2 separate regions of the Mus musculus genome follow, and region 1 is linked to region 2. A link is a loop called in an ENCODE intact Hi-C map of the cell type or tissue named here. Cell type or tissue: heart. All regions are shown on one strand.

What was found. Hi-C counts contacts between places; a loop is a spot of excess contacts. Peaks named below come from ENCODE experiments on the same cell type or tissue, not always from the same donor. Only the 100,000 strongest peaks of a DNase experiment are listed, where the experiment ranks them.
Region 1: it touches region 2 in a loop (2.9-fold over the local background); 3 of 42 quality-filtered maps call a loop at or near these places.

The regions. Positions count from the first base shown.
Region 1 is chr17:42,871,953-42,879,952 of GRCm38, reverse strand. Cd2ap (CD2-associated protein) reads left to right here and starts at 3,529. Exons shown (of 18, transcript NM_009847.3): 1 at 3,529-3,640. The coding sequence starts at 3,637. In heart, a CTCF peak has its summit at 4,207; DNase peaks (open chromatin) are centred at 3,252 and 4,122; H3K4me3 peaks cover 2,669 bases; H3K27ac peaks cover 2,383 bases.
Region 2 is chr17:43,226,294-43,234,293 of GRCm38, reverse strand. No RefSeq gene overlaps it. Among named protein-coding and RNA genes, the nearest start is that of Adgrf1, 40 kb to the left of the region's middle. In heart, CTCF peaks have their summits at 4,015 and 4,218 (motif pointing right); DNase peaks (open chromatin) are centred at 1,263 and 4,243.

The DNA.
Region 1 (8,000 bases), 350 kb after region 2:
AACCTGGGCTACAAAGTGAGAACCTGTCACCAATAGACAGCTTTAACATTCTGGGGGACTATTAGTTCTTGAAAGAGACTCCTGTAGAGATCCTTTGAGGAGCCTATGACATTGGTATCCAATCTAGTGCAGACAGCAACATTAAAAAGGTCCCTGCAGTAGGCAGACTGGTGATGCCGTTGAATGGGGCCATCATATTATTGTTTTCATCTCTCTTTTCTTTTCCTTTATTATCATCACTGATGAATTAAAAACAAGTTTTCAGAGCTGAGAAGGAACCTAGAGCTTGCACACACCAGGTAAACATCCTACCACTGAGCCTCCCCACCAGGCCTAGATTTAAAACTTTTAAAAGACAACAAGAGTGGGAATGCTTAGAGTGGTCACATGTCTGAGCGTATCCCCCAAACTGCTAGTGGAATAACAGGATCCTGTCACCGGCTGATGGATGGGACACCAGTTCCAGCAGAGGGTAGGGTATAGGAGAATGTAAGGGAGGCTGTATGCTCAGATTTTTTTTTTTTATGAACTCACTGTATACGCTTTGTGATTAAGATTATAATTTCCTACAATTGTTTTCTAAAGAGCAGTTTTAAAAAAAATATCGAGGTGGTAGAAACTTAACTGCAGCAGAAATTAGCCAAGCCAAACAAGATAACAATTAAAACACTGTTCAGGAAACCTAGTATTTTGAAACTAAGAACAAAGAAACAAAGAAGAATTAGTTGCTGGCAACTTCTGCGCTCAACAAGTACCTTAAAAACAACCCGATTTAGTTAACATTCGATTTTCCTTCTGTTGTGTTTTATAAAACGGTGGCATAAAGAGGTGGGAGGGGCACCTCAGCTGGCAGGCCAAGGTGTTCCCCTGAGGAGTCACCACCCTACGACAAGCCTAGTACAAAAGGAAGTTTATGGGGGAAGGGAAGGGGACCTGGAAAAGGGGTAGAAAAAGGAGGGGGACAGAGAATGACAGAAAGAGAGAAGAGAAAGAGAGAAAGAGGTGGGTTGGGAACACTGGAAGGAGAGAGAGAGACAGAGATAGAGACAGAGCAGAGACATAGAGACAGACAGACAGACAGACAGACAGACAGACAGACACACTCACACTGAGAGAGACAGAGACAGAGAGACAGAGAGCTAGGGTAGCCGAACAATTCTTATATGCCAGGTTGGCTTGCACCTGGCAGGCAAAGCCAACACTAGTTGCTGGGTAGCTGTTGGGCGGAGCCTAGAGTAACTGCTAACACTTCGGTACTATATTGGTCCTTGTCACAAAGTTTTACCAACAGGAAAATATTTTAATGCAGTTATTTATTTTTTGATTAAGTCCTAAGAAAACTCCAGGAAAACATGATGGTAGATAGACATTATTTGGATTGGTTGGAAATCGTGTCAGTTACAGAGTATGTGATGTCTCATGACGCCAGATTAACATGTTCACTGTGCAGAAGATTAAAAAGTGTGTGTGTGTGTGTGTGTGTGTGTGTGTGTGTGTGTAAATGGTCAGAGTGAAAAGAATCCATTGGCTACCCAAAGAACCATCTTGCCGGCTCAGCTGTTAAAGGCACCTGCTGCTCTTGTAGGGGACCTGGGTTTGGTTCCTGGCACTCCCATCTGGTGGCTCAAACTTGCCTGGAACTCCAGTCTAGGGGATTTATGGACCTTTTTTAGTCTCCACAGGAACAGGCAAGCATGTGGTGCACCGACATGTGGAACACATACATGTAAAAATAAATACAATCCTGGATTTCATGGTTTTATCTTTGGAAGACACTCCTAGCTTTAGAACTGTGAGAGTTTTTGGTTTTACTTCTCTGTGCAGCCTCTCTCCTTGAGACTTCCCTTGCTGGTCATAACTTAATTTCTTTTAGGTTCTTACAACCCAACTTGGTCTACTTTAGGCTGTTTATTAAGTTGTTTTGTGTTCATGTCTTGCCTTTGAAACAGAATGCAAAGTCACGAAGGATAAGGGCTATGAATTTTTTATTTGTGTTCTTTGCTTGGGAGGAGACAATGAACGTATTGCTCAATAAATAGTCTTTGACTAATACAAGGCAAGTGAGTTCAGTGATACCCTGCTGACATCTTGTTTATTTGTGCAAATGAAATGTTTTCCTTGTTTCTTCTTGCACAGAACTAATTGCAACTGTTTTATCCACTTGTTTCTACAAGTTTTGCTTCAGAATTCACCATTGGCAATCTTTTTAGGAGTAGTGAAAGATGCTCAAAGCGGGGCTATAGGAGGGAGTGGGAATGGCTATTTACAAAGTCTCTACTCTTGTTCTACACTGTAAATAAACATTTCTTTTAACACATTAACTGCTAAAGCTCCAGTCAGGTTCATTCACCCAGGGACCTACAAAAAAATAAACGGCAGAGCTGAGTTTCAGAGACCCAAGTCGGCCTGGTTCCAACGGGCAAAGCAGTTTAAGTGTCCGGTAGCTGTGAGAATTCAAAGGCGTAATTTCTTGAAAAAAAAAAAAAAAACAAAAAACCAACACTAGGCACAATAGTTGGCAGTCAACACGTTGCTCCCCCATACTTGCTCAGGCCTTGAAGTTGACTTTTTCAAATAGGAGGGGAGGAAAATTAAGGTCATATTAATTAAATTTGTCAATAAGTTGAAGAAAGCTCGTGTTTGATTACAATAATCCTACGCCGGCCTTCATATTGACTCTAGAGGAAAAAAAAAATAATGCCTGGCAATGTTTCAAACCACGATGCCTAATTTAGAACGATTTCTATTTCAAAAGAGGGTGTAGGAAGTCATCTTTGGCCAACAAGAGACTCAAGGAATACAATAATGTATGCCTATGAAAAATTCACTGCGTTTCTCACCCACCCCAAAGAAAAACATTGCTTTTGACCCGCAGGGAACTCTGTAGGTGAACTGTGGGGTCCCCACATTTGCGGGGGGGGGAAGGGGACCCCGCCTTGAACTTCGAAGTTCTCGCTCCCATAGCTGTTCTCTTTTAGATCTCTCACAAGCGACACCTTTGCAAAAAAAAAAAATAAATAAAAAAGAAAGAAAAAAGAAAGTGGGGTAACCGGGGCTCATTTTGCAGAACCCCTTTGGTATCTGTATGGGCCGGGCAGCCAGCTGTGTCGTACACCCCAGGGAGACCAAGTGCCCGCAGCCCGCCACACCTGGAGGATGGTGGCGCGCGCCCCCGCGTGACGTCACCGCACCTGGCACCAGCTGCCGGAGCCTGGGTGGCGCGCGCGGGGGCCGCAGGGGGCGTGGCCGGGAATCCCAGATCGTTCTCGCGAGATTTCGCCCCAGCCGGGTCCCGACTCTCTTCACACTGGGCCCGTGGCTTGCCACCGCGTTCTCGAGCGTGGCGCGCTCCGCCTCCGAGGGAGCGGGTGCGGGCTGACCGTGCGAGACCCCGCCAAGTGCCTCAGCCAGCTGCGAGCGGAAGCGGCCCGGGAGCGTGGCTGAGTGCGCCCTGTGCTCAGGCGCGGACCCCGTTCTCCACCCCCCCTCCCACCCCCGCCTGCCGGGGCTGCGGCCGAGGCCGGGCGTGAGGAGCGGCCAAGCGCGCCGCGGGCGGATGGAGTCGCTTCCCCGCCGCGCCTGAGCCGGTGCACAGAAGGGGCCGCGGGGCCGCGCTCTCCCCGCCAGAGCCGCAGCATGGGTAAGCACTACCGCGCCGGCCACTGGGCTCCTCGCACGCGGGTCGGCTCCAATCGGGCTCTCCCCTCGTCGGTCCTTGTGCGGGACAGCGGGGCTCGAACCCGTGACCCGTTGCCCTGCGCCCTCTGGGAGCCCCTGACTTCCATGGGGGAGGGCGATCGCGAACTTGAGAAAGTGGCACTTGCAGCTCTGCTACTCGGTGGCTTGGTACAGATTGGTTTAAAAAAGAATGCACTCACACCCCCACATCTACTATGCACGCGCACACACACACACACACACACACACACACACACACACACACACACAGACATTTTGTCATAGAGAATTGGAAGCACAGGAAGAAACTTAATTCTCTTTGCGATCGGCTGGGCTTTTTGGCAGTGATTTGTGACTTCTCTCCCCTTCCTCTTTTCGTGGGTCAGTTTTTTGAAATCGTTTTTCCTGGTATTCGTCGTCTGCCTTGTCAGGTGTGTTGGCACCTAGCAGCGCGGCGAATTTCCTCCTCCTGAGGACTGGGTTAGGGGTTCGGTTATTCTAGGATTCCCAGTTGGAACCTCTGGAGGAGCTGTTTGCTGTTTCCTGTTTGGAGGGAGACTTCCTTCTTGGAGGCGAGCAAAAGTACCGGGGCCACAAGGTTGTTTTTCTGTGCGTTCTTCAGGTTTTCGTTTGGAGTCAGAGAGAGAGAGAGCAAGCGTCGCAGCGGACTTCTTTGAAAAGGAGTTTTGTTCAGTGGTGTAACAGTTCTTTTGATAAGTTGCGTCTGGGCTAGACACGAGCTCCCTCGAATGGTTATAATTTAAAAGTAAAGTAAAAGTATGTTTCTCCCCCGCCCCCCCGCCCCCAGCTTGGTGTTACCACAAGGCAAAAAGTGTAAGACCAGTATTTGGTTTTGTGGTATAAATCAGAAAGACATTATCACGTTCTCACTCCAGAGTCGATGCTGCTTAAAACCATTACTGAAATTAATAATTCAGGAAACTAGCGGATGATTTAGAAGCCCAACAAAAACAGGAGCTCTGCTGATGTGGCACCCCGTGCCCACACTTTGTTTTGTGGGAGACAAATTTAGCTAGTGTTTACAGACACTGGCTATTCTGTTTTCTTAGAGCTTCTAATTTTATTCTCCCTCCGCTTCCCTCCTGCTTTGTGTACCTTTTATACACCAAGTGCTTTTTGACTCAGGAGACAAACATTTGCTGTTAGGGACTTTGAAATGAATTCCTTTCCACTTGATTAGTTGAGTTTACGGGGTAATTGCAGGCTTATTCTAAAGCATCAAAAGCTAGCTTAACTGATTGGGATGAAAAGCTAAAATTAAGTATACAATTCTTATCTGTCTTAAGTCAGGATGCAGAATGTAATTAAACATCTTTTGATGGTCCAGAGTCATCATTTTGTGACTTTGAGTTGCTGTGAGCCCTTTTAACCACCTTGGATCTTGTATACTGTTGGACCAGGTGCTAAACAACAGACAGTTCTTTGCAGTTTGCAGTTATTTTAAGTACCCGTCCTTGGAACTGCTGGTTATCCGATGGGCTTGAAACTATGATTAGTATCGCCTTTCACCTTCCCCGTTCTCTCTCTCTCTCTCTCTTTTAAACCGTGGAGATCATTTAAATTTGTGATTTTTGCATAGGGGAAAATCAGTAGGTCTATACTTGAGTATAAGGTCTTCTCCTTCTCTCTTTCTGTCTCTGTCTCTTCACCTCCTCTCCCTGTCTTTGTCTCTGTCTCTGTCTCTTCTCTTCAGGTTCTTACAGTGTAGTTCTGGATATCCTGGCACACACTCTATAGATCAGGCTAGTTTTGAACTCACAGAGATCCACCTACCTCTGCCTCCCAAATGCTAAGATTAAAGTCACTATACCCAGCTAAGGTGTTTTTGTTTTTGTTTTTGTTTTTCCAGTAGAGTTTTTCTCTATAGCCCTGGCTGTCCTGGAACTCATTGTACTCTCTAGACCAGGCTGGCCTCAAACTCAGAAATCCTGCCTGCTTCTGCCTCCCAAGTGCTGGGATTAAAGGCGTGAGCCACCACTGTCCTGCCCGGGCCCCTGCTAAGGTTTTAAGGAAAGTATGGAAAGTATTTTACATTATAATACCTGTATTTACTGTCCACACGCCGTTTCTTTGATCTATTTTAGAGTTGCCAGAGTATCTTGGGAAAATTGTTTAGCATACTGTCAAGATTTGTGCTTTGAAGGTTATTTTGGGGGCCTGTGAAACATTTGCAGATAAATCTGCTTCTATTAAAAATCTGTTGGTTGTGTATTCATTAAAATCCTCAAATTCAAGTTAAAGAGTTTCCTCTAATATGTAATTTGCAGAGTTTGTTACCTGCCCTCATTTTCTTGCATTTTAAAGATAAGATCTCCTTACTCTGTGGTCCAGACTGGCTTTGAACTCAAAGTGATCTTCCTGCCTCAGCCTCTTGGCTGCTGGGATTGTAGGCCTTACTGTCCCTTCCACCCAGTAGTCTTTAGTTCTTACAATTCAGGATGCAGCTTGAGAGAGCTGAGCTCTTAAGAGCTCTCTCTCTGCTTTCTAATTTGGTTCTCATTCATATTGGGTGGCTTACCAAGGGATCTGATACCCTCATCTGGTTTATGAGGGCACCCCTCCACATGGCCTACACACACACACACACACACACACACACTCTCTGTAAGATTTAAAAAAAAATAATGCAGCCTAAAATACTCATGTTTTATCTAATTTGTCACTAAATAAAAATAAATCTTTTTTTGTTTGTTTGTTTTGTTTTGAGATGATCGTGGATTCTTATGAGGTGATAGTTTCTACACTTTAAGAGACACAGCTGGCTAGTTAAGAGTTTCTGAAGCCGAGACCTGCATTACTTTGGGAGTAGAAGCAGGAATTGAAGAATTCAAGGCCAGCTTTGTTCGCACAGTACACTCAAGGCCTTCCTAGGCTGCATGAAACTGTCTGAAAAAGGAAAAGGGCTCTGGACAGGGACTTCCTGAGGCCTTGCCTACAAGCTTTGCAACTTGGGAAGTTAATTAGCCTCTGTGCTTCAGTTTATTGGTCTGTAAATTGGTGAGGAGTGCCAGTCTCGGGTTATTAGGTGAATGAATGACCTAACAATGCTTAGAATATTGCTGGTGGAACTTGTGCAATTCTACTGATTTGTATGTGAATTTTTATCTTTGCTGAAAGCATAATACTGTCTTCGAGGACCAGTAAGATGATTTTGTGTTAATATATAAATTGAATTCTGTATGGTACAGCTTGACAAAAATTGTATACATTGTTTTCCAATATTAGATAGATTGTGAGAAACTTATTCATTTGAAATGTTTAAATGCTTTGGAAAAACTTAAGGATTAATACTACTAGAGACATTTTTTTTTAAAGATTTATTTATTATTATATGTAAGTACACTGTAGCTGACTTCAGACACACCAGAAGAGGGCATCAGATCTCATTATGGGTGATTGTGAGCCACCATGTGGTTGCTGGGATTTGAACTCAGGACCTCTGGAAGAGCAGTCAGTGCTCTTACCCGCTGAGCCATCTCACTAGCCCCGAGACATTTATTTAAGTTTTATGGTACATTAATGTTCTTAGTTTCTGCATTAAATGTAGGAGGAGATGCCATTCAAAACATTTTGAAGGAATTAGCCAGGATATTTGGGAATGAAGAAAGGCAATGCTTTTTTTAGATTTATTTATGTATTTGATGCATTTGGGTGTATTGTCTGCATTTATGCCTACATAACAGGAGAGGACATCAGATCCCATGTCGCTACAGTTATGGGCAACAGTTAGAGCAGCCAGTGCTCTGCTCTTAACCACTACATCATCTTTCCAGTCCTGAATACTTCTTTCTCAAAAATACATATATACATTTTTGGAGTGAAGTAAGATAAAATTATTTATATCTATATCTATATCTATATCTATCTATCTATATATATGGTAAACAGATACTTAGAACTAAGTCTCTTTTAATTTTAGATAAATTTTTTTCTATTTGAAAGTTTGTTTTACTGTCATCTGTCTGCAACCATCAAATTTATACCCATGAAAATAGTTGAGCCTTTTTTTTTTTTTTGTTTTGTTTTGTTTTTGTTTTTGTTTTTTGAGACAGGGTTTCTCTGTATAGCCCTGGCTGTCCTGGAACTCACTTTGTAGACCAGGCTGCCCTCAAACTCAGAAATCCGCCTGCCTCTGCCTCCCGAGTGCTGGGATTAAAGGCGTGCGCCACCACGCCCTGCCTTTGAGCCTTTTATTGTACCTTTGTGCATGTGTGGAGGCTAGAAGATTGTGTTCGTTGCCTCTTAAACCATTTTACCAATTCCTCTGAAGCAGGGTCTTTCTCTGAACCCTGGGGCTCATG
Region 2 (8,000 bases):
TGTGTCAAATCTGGACTCAAAAGACTGGGGAAGTGATTTAGCAGCCTACAACTGACTTGCTGCAGAACTTTTTAAAAAATAATTATTTATCAGCAAACATAATGTCATTTATTTTCTAGGTTTGTGGAGGGGGGTAACAAACAGCAAAGTAAGCAAAATTTGTGTTCTTATAGACTTCACTACTTATTCATTTGGCTACTTTTTTTTGTTTTGTTTTGTTTTGTTTTGTTTTGTTTTGTTTTGTTTTGTTGAGACAGAATCTCACTCTGTAGCCTCCCATGGCCTGGACCTCACCATGCAGCCATGGCTGACCCCAAGCTTGAAGAAACCTCTTTCTCTCGGCCTCCCGGTCCAGGATTATGAATGTGAACCTTCAGGCCTACCAAAGCTTATCTTTCAGGTGGGTCAACCGGGCATAACCAAACAGGCCAGCACATGGAAACAGACACAATGCCAAGGAGTGGATGGTCTGTGAAAACATGTTTGTAAAATGGGAGAAGAGTGTACCAGGATGCTTCAGCAGAGGGTAGAGGAGGATAATGCTAACTGCAGAGTGTTCTTTCAAGAAAGCTCAAAGGTAACAGCAATACATTTTAACCTATTGCCCACTAAAGAAATAGAATTCTCTCTCTCTCTCTCTCTCTCTCTCTCTCTCTCTCTCTCTCTCTCTCTTTCTCTCTCTCTCTCTCTCTCTCTCTCTCTCTCTGTGTGTGTGTGTGTGTGTGTGTGTGTGTGTGTGTGTGTGTGTATGTGTGTGTATAGTTCCAAATAACGAGAAAAAAAGAAACAAAGAATGAAAGGGAGAGAAAGAAGGAGGGGAGGAGAGAAGTAGAAGAAAGAGAAGGAGAAGGCAAAAGAGGAGAAGGACGACGACGAGGAGGGGAAGAAGAAACCTCTTTCTACAAGATAATCTTGGAGGCCCTGGGTCATGCCTTCAGCTGTTTGCTAAGGCTCTATATGCCAGTCTGCCAGTCTACCAGTCATTTTCTCTGCCGTTGTTCAGTGCTGCTCCCTCTGTGTTTCTGTTTATGCTTTTGTTTCTGCGGGGGAAATAGCTTGACTTTGTTAGCCAGTGAGTGATAAATGTAAACACTCCATAGGGAGTGGTAGCTGATGATCGAGTCCGTGGGTCACCTCTGTTCCACAGCATTCGGGGTTCAGCACAGGGATGGGGCTTGGGATACAAACAGTTTTGTTTTGGACGGACCTGTCCACCAAGCGGTAGGGACTTCCTGTTCAGGAAGCAAGCGTGCAACAATCAGGCCAGTGGAATCCCTCTGCCCAGACTGACAGAGAGCGAGCGCCACTGTGCAACCACATCCTGCCCCAGAAAACACCTGCCTGTAGCAACACTCTGACCAAGCTCTGGTCTGACTCTCAGATGAAAGCCAGCTGACTGAGGACTCAGCATTCCTCCTGAGAAGCAGACATGTTTTTATAATTGCAATTTGCTGGGCTTGTTGCTAAGGGGTTTCTATCAGAGCAAAGCTTGCTGAAGGCTATAAAATGTTTGACCTAGAGGGTGTAGGTCACTGCCTGCTGGGGTAAATGTCACGATGGGGAATTAGATGATAAAAAAAATTTTGTTTTAAATATTTTTTGGCCTGAGAGTCAAAAGCCCATCTCGATATGATTGAATGTTCTGCTGTTCCATATATTTTCTTCCTAAAACCTCTTTCTTCATATTGGCTAGTGTGTGTACGTGTGTGTGAGCGTGAGTGCACATGGATGTATATGGAGATTAAAGAATATCAGGAATCCGTTCTTTTTTTAAGCCTTGTTTTAGGGGCATCTCTTGTTTTTTTTTTCAGGGTTCTGGGGATCGAATTCAAGTAATCAAACCCATATGGCAAACATTCTCAATCACTGGACCATCTCAGTGCCCCTGACCCCAAACCTCTTATGGAATGTTTATAGAATCCCTTAATAACCAGGGGGCAAGATGGTCCCCGGCGAACCTCATTCCCTTCCTGGTGTCCATAGCTCATGTGGTCTCCTCATGCTGAATCAGGACTGACATGTGTGACCAAAGACACAGTACACGTGATAGAGTCTCGCTCCTGAGATCGGGTCAGAGAAGTACTGCATAGAGCTGCTGACTGGGCCGTTTAGATGGTTCACCCTCAGGAACTACCAGGCCACAGGGACCCTTGGCAGATCCATAAAGAGTCTCACTGTGACATCGCTCCGATCACTAAGCATGTAATGAAACAGTCCTGGAAGTCATTTCTCTGTTAAGCCTTTTGGTGACCATGACATGATAGCAATCTTACAGGAGTAAGCTCCCACCTAGAGAGGTCTCCCCTGAATTCTGGCCCTTGGTCTTGGTGGAGAGACAATGGTGATGTAATACACTAGATAAATTTGGTAGCCATTTGAGATCCAGTGAGAAAGAAGTAAACACAAATCCTCTTCTGAGGCTTCGGGATCTTGTAGAGGAGAAGTTTGAATTCTTGAGACAGAGTTCATACAGTGAATGTTAGATCATATTGCTCGAGGCAATGGCAAACATTTTTTTTTTTTTGGAGAATTCTTTCCTGTAATTAGCATTGGCTTTTTGACGTCCACTTTTGCCTTTATGAAATTCCAGAGCACTCACATGTAAAAGTCTTACACCATTGCCTTTAAGTCTGGCCTCATCAATGCCCTGGACGTGATGTTATTCTCCTTACAGTCTATAGCTGATGTGGTGGGTTTAAATACGAGCCACTAGTTGAAGGCTGGTAAAGATTGTTCTGGTATCTCCATAGCACTACTAACTTGCAGTACCCAGGACCTTAGAGAGTTCATGCTCCAGAGGGAGCCAGCAAACATACACACCCACACAGTCAGCTGGAAGGTGAACCAATGAAAGAGTATGGATGGAGAGAATTCAGGTGGTCCGTCCACTGCTGTCTGCCTCAGTTTCCGGGTCAGCACCTCAGCTGCAGAAGAGGGCAGAGATCTAGTCATATATATGTGTATATATGTGTGTGTGTGTATACATATATGCATACATACATACATATATATGTCATATAGTCACATACATATATGACACACACATATAGTCGTAGAAATACATCACAGTGACTGGAATGCAGAAAGCAGAGACACAATCCGCTCTCCAAATGGGTGTTTGAGATGCTGAGGTGTAGCAAAGTCCTCTTAGACTGAGTTGTGGGCCTGAGCTTTGGAATTCCATTTTAGAGGGATGAAAAGGAGGCGAGGAGGCTGGCATCCTCTCTCTGATGCTCAGCATCGCCGCGGGCAGACTTCTCAGGCTTCCTCTGTCACAGCTGTGCAAGCCCTCCATCTCCTCCCTGCTGCCTCTTCCCCCAACGTGGCCCTTTCTGTAACAGTTTGAGTCACACATTAGTAACTTACCAGTAAGTTCAAGCAAGGCCTTGAAAGCAGAGGACAGAATTCCTCTTCTTAAGGAAATCAACGAGGTAAGTTTGACTCCTGTATGGATTGAGTGCTTTTACAAATGCTAGGCCGCTTTCTCCAGGAGTCATATAGCCATTCTGTCATATGTCTGACATATTGTCGTCTCCTCCTCCTCCTCCTCCTCCTCCTCCTCCTCCTTCTCCTCCTCCTCCTCCTCCTCCTCCTCCTCCTCCTGCAGGACAGGGTTCTACTTTGTAGCCCTGCCTGGCCTGGAACTTGATATAGAAATCTGGCTTGCCTCAAACTGAAAGAGATCCTTCTGCCTCTGCCTCCCAAGTGCTGGGATTAAAAGTGTGCACCACCACCACTGCCCACCCTGTCTTCTCGACAAGCCTTCAATCTTTCATTTTGAGGCAGCATCTCCGTCTGAAGCCTAGACTGTGTCAAAAGTTCCTATGCAGTCCAGGCTGGCCTCAAACTCCCAGTGACCCACCTGCCTCAGCCTCCCAAGTATTAGATGTTTCAGGTTCATACAGTCACATTCAGCTTAGTCTTGAGTCCTGTTATACCTCGTACCTTCCTACAGGAAACACAGAAAGTGAGCCTGGCTCTCTAGATACCCTGGAAACCTCTTCCATGGGATGTGGTACTGCCGAGGCCACATTAGCTTAAGACAATTAAGCAGCCTCAAATACCACTAGCCCCAAGGTCATGTGGCACTACACACTCAGTGTAGCATTACAAAGTATTTCTCTCCAAAGCCCCTCAGCTTTCATCACTAGGTAAGAGCAGCCAAGGGCAAAAACCCTTCCTCCTTTTTTCTTCCTAGATTGGTTTTTCTCACTTCAACCCCCAGAGGGCGCTAGTCTTCAAAAAACCCACCAGACTAGCAAGGCAGGGAAGTGCAGAATGCCAGCTGTTCACCCTGCAGGGAGGGAAAACCCTTGGCAGTTCTCCGTGAATAATTTACACTGGTGAAATCTAACCACAGGCTTTAATAGCACTTGTAAGTGGGTATCTTCTCCCCTAATGGTAAAGAAGCCCCAAGCCATGCTTTATCTTTCTTGCCATTTCTTCTCTTCTCTCAGCCACTGTCTCCGGGCACTGGGAGACTTTCTCCAGAAGCTAAACCCATGCTTCTCACTTCGCGTCCGTCCGGTTAGTATCAGAAAAATGGGAGACGCCAGGCATTGCAGGAGCCAGACATTTGCAGGCTGTAAGACTTCAGGACTGCAAGAGAGCAAAGGACACCAGTCTTGGGGTTCCAGAGATCTTGCCTCCTATCCGGACTTTGGGTACATAGTAGAACCATAACTCAGCCTTACTTATGCCTGAAACGATCGTCAATCTTGTCGATTCTAGCCATAGAACAAATTCATCTGGACATGCAGCATGCTAGCACAACGGGAATGCATTTCAAAGTGAGTTGTGTCCCAAGGTCCCTCTTACCACCTTCTCAGGACATACACATTGACACCAACTCTTGAATGGTCTCCTACAGAAGCCTCACCACTTATGCGAGTTAAATTACTTCCTTTCCCTACCCAAAATAAACCCCAAACCCTCCCCCCCCCAAAAAAAAATCACTTGTTTTTTTTTTCATTTGCCTGGCATCCTGCCAAACATTAAGGATGAAGTAAGGTTATTTGAGATCCAAAAGCAAGATAATCGAAAAGGCAGGTGGAGGAATGAAGAAGAGTCAAGAGAGACCTCAGAGGCAGACAAGGTTGGAAATTGCTTAGCAGGAACGCCTTTTATAGTGTAGGGAGTTATGCCTCCCCTGTGCCCACTTGAATACCTGATGTCTTCAGACCAGGCTTAGAAAGTTACAGGTTTTTCTGAATTGAGAAAGCCCAAACACAGACCTTGAGAAAGTGCCCTTCCTTTGTAGCTGAAGATGCTTTCAACAGTCACTGAGCTAGGACCACGGAACAGGGACAACTGTAAATCTCCAGATTGCTGCATGCTGTCCTCAAGGGTCTTTCTGTCTAGCAAGGGACACAAACAACAAACAAGTGGTTACAACACAGTGAAATAAACATCATCTGTGTTTGAGACAGGTGTCACATGCTTAGGACCTGATTAAAGGAGATGGGGTTCTGGGCTTTGTTGCAACAGCCTGCATCCTTCATCACTTGACATCTCTAGATGCCAAGCTGACTTGTCTGGAACAAACTGTCTTCCAGTTCCTCTTCCCCATCATATCACATGACTTCTGCCTCTCCAATGATCCTAAGGAAGACTCATGAATTATGCTTTAAGATGCCATGAGATGAACCCTAACCAGATCCCAGGCTCATAAGGTATGAAGAACGATATATTTAAGTCTTCATTCATCATGTGTGTATCTTTTCCAAACATGTTTCTAATTTTTATTGATTTTTTTTAATGTGGTTTGAGAATGTCTGGTCTTCTCATTATAAAATTGTGCCTGCTTTAAAAACATGGCAATCGTCAACCACCCCAGCCACATCGGGATCTGTCCTGGGCTTACCGTTAAAAGAACCAAGTCCTGGAGAAACCCTCATTCAGAGTGAACTGCTACAATGGCTCTGAGCTGCATTCTTCATTACACAGGGCATAGGGGGGAAAAAAAAGAAGGGCAAATCGTGCGGAAAACAGTTGCTCCACAAGGCCCAAGGTGCTTCCTGGATCTGAAGAGGAAACCTGTAATAATTAATAAACACAAACACCCTTGTGAATGATGACAAAGTTATGTACAAGAAAACAAGTACCACACACACTGAAGTTACCCAGAGTGACTCGGATGTGTGTTTTTCTGGGAAAACGCAGAGGCTGATAGCATGGGCTCTGGTGTAAGATATGCGGTCTCCAGTCAATCACTTATCGCTTATATTGCTGCGTGACTGGTCAGTTGCATAATCTGTAAATTAATTTCCTTTGCTGTAAAACTGTAATGCACCTACTTTGAAGTGTTCTCTCCTTTAATGCTCTGGGGAGATGGATGGCTCAGTGGGTAAAGCCCTCGCTGGGTAAGCTGAGGACCTGAGTTCAGATCCCAGCACCCCATGTGAAAGCCAGACACAGTGACAAGTACCTGTAATTTCAGTGATGGCAAGGTGGAGACAAGAGGGTTCCCAGTACTTACTTAGCCGCTACTCTAGCTGAAGCAAAGAGCTCCGAGTTCATTGAACAACCCCCTGTCTGGAAAAATAAAGAGGAGGCATGGAAAGAAGACTCAGAGGGTAAAGGGTGCTTGCCACAAAAGCCTAACTTCCTGAGCGCAACCCTCAGAACCACATTAATGTGAGCAGAGAAACTCAATCCCACAGAGTTGTGATCTAACGTCCACACACATGCTATAGTATTGTATCATAAAGACATCACACATATATACACATCATATACCCTCATGCTAATGATGAGGATGATGAACACAGCTTTTTAAAATGAGGTAGAGATTGTGGAAAAATAAGACATCAAACATCAAAACTCTCTCTCTCTCTCTCTCTCTCTCTCTCTCTCTCACACACACACACACACACACACACACACACACACACACACACACACGTTAGAGACAGAGACAAAAAAAATCCATCACTGTACACGTACTATAGAGAATACTCGTTGATATCATTGGCTATGAAAAGAAGAACAGGAGAAGGAGGAGGAGGAGGAAGAGAAGAGGAGGAGGAGGAGGAAGAGGGGGGGAGGAGGAAAAGGAAGAGGCAAACAACTTGGCATTGCTTGCCTGGGTTGTCGCTGGCAATAAAGACAGTGAGGAGACATGAAGCAACAAACAAAGTTGCGTGCAATTTGAAGAATGCATGGTCTAGAAGCTCTTCCTGTGAGTGCTCCTCCAGCACTGTCCATCCTCTTCGCTACCCCCTGAAGGCTGGTCTACGTGGCCATGGACAATAGCTGTTTGGCCTTCCATATTCTAGGTGGATTTGGCTCAAACTAACTGGCTACATTTCTCCACTAATGAGTATTTCTGGGGGGTCCTTTCTTGTCTTCTGATTCTGGGGAGCACCCTCTGACCTCCTGAGTTTAAAATACCGACAGTTGCTATGCATTGTGTGACCCACCTTGGGGTTCTCTGCCGTTCTTTGGAGACCCTAGCACACATTTGCAAGTTATCCCTCTGGAAGTCTCTTGCAGTTACTCAGCTGAAACTGCCTTTTGGATAGTGTGGAACTTTGACAGACACAGAGAAAATGGGCTTCAGGGTCAGTGGTCCTAGGACAAACATTTGGAAAACGGCTCTAGACAGGCCGCATCAGAAACACTGAGAGAGCTGCTGAGAAATACAGACCTCTGATTCCAGGGGTGGCCGGCTGAGTCTCAGAACACATGGAAATCTGTAGCTAATAGTTCCCCCTGCTGACACACACCAGTGCAATTCGGAAAGCGCTCCCCTGTTAGTTACCATGGGGGTCTCTGCCTTGGCAGAGTTTTTGGTTCTTCCATTTTTGTTGGGCCTTGGTTTCACTTTGAAATAAAACAATTCAATTCACCCAAGCAGTATATATGTTCCAAGAAAGACACCCTACCTGGGTTGTTTGCTTCGGGTCTAAATGTCCCTGGCACGTTGTTGGCACTTAGTAAACATTTCTGGAGCTGTTACTGAATGACTAACTTGATAGGAATGATCAGAGTAGCGTGCA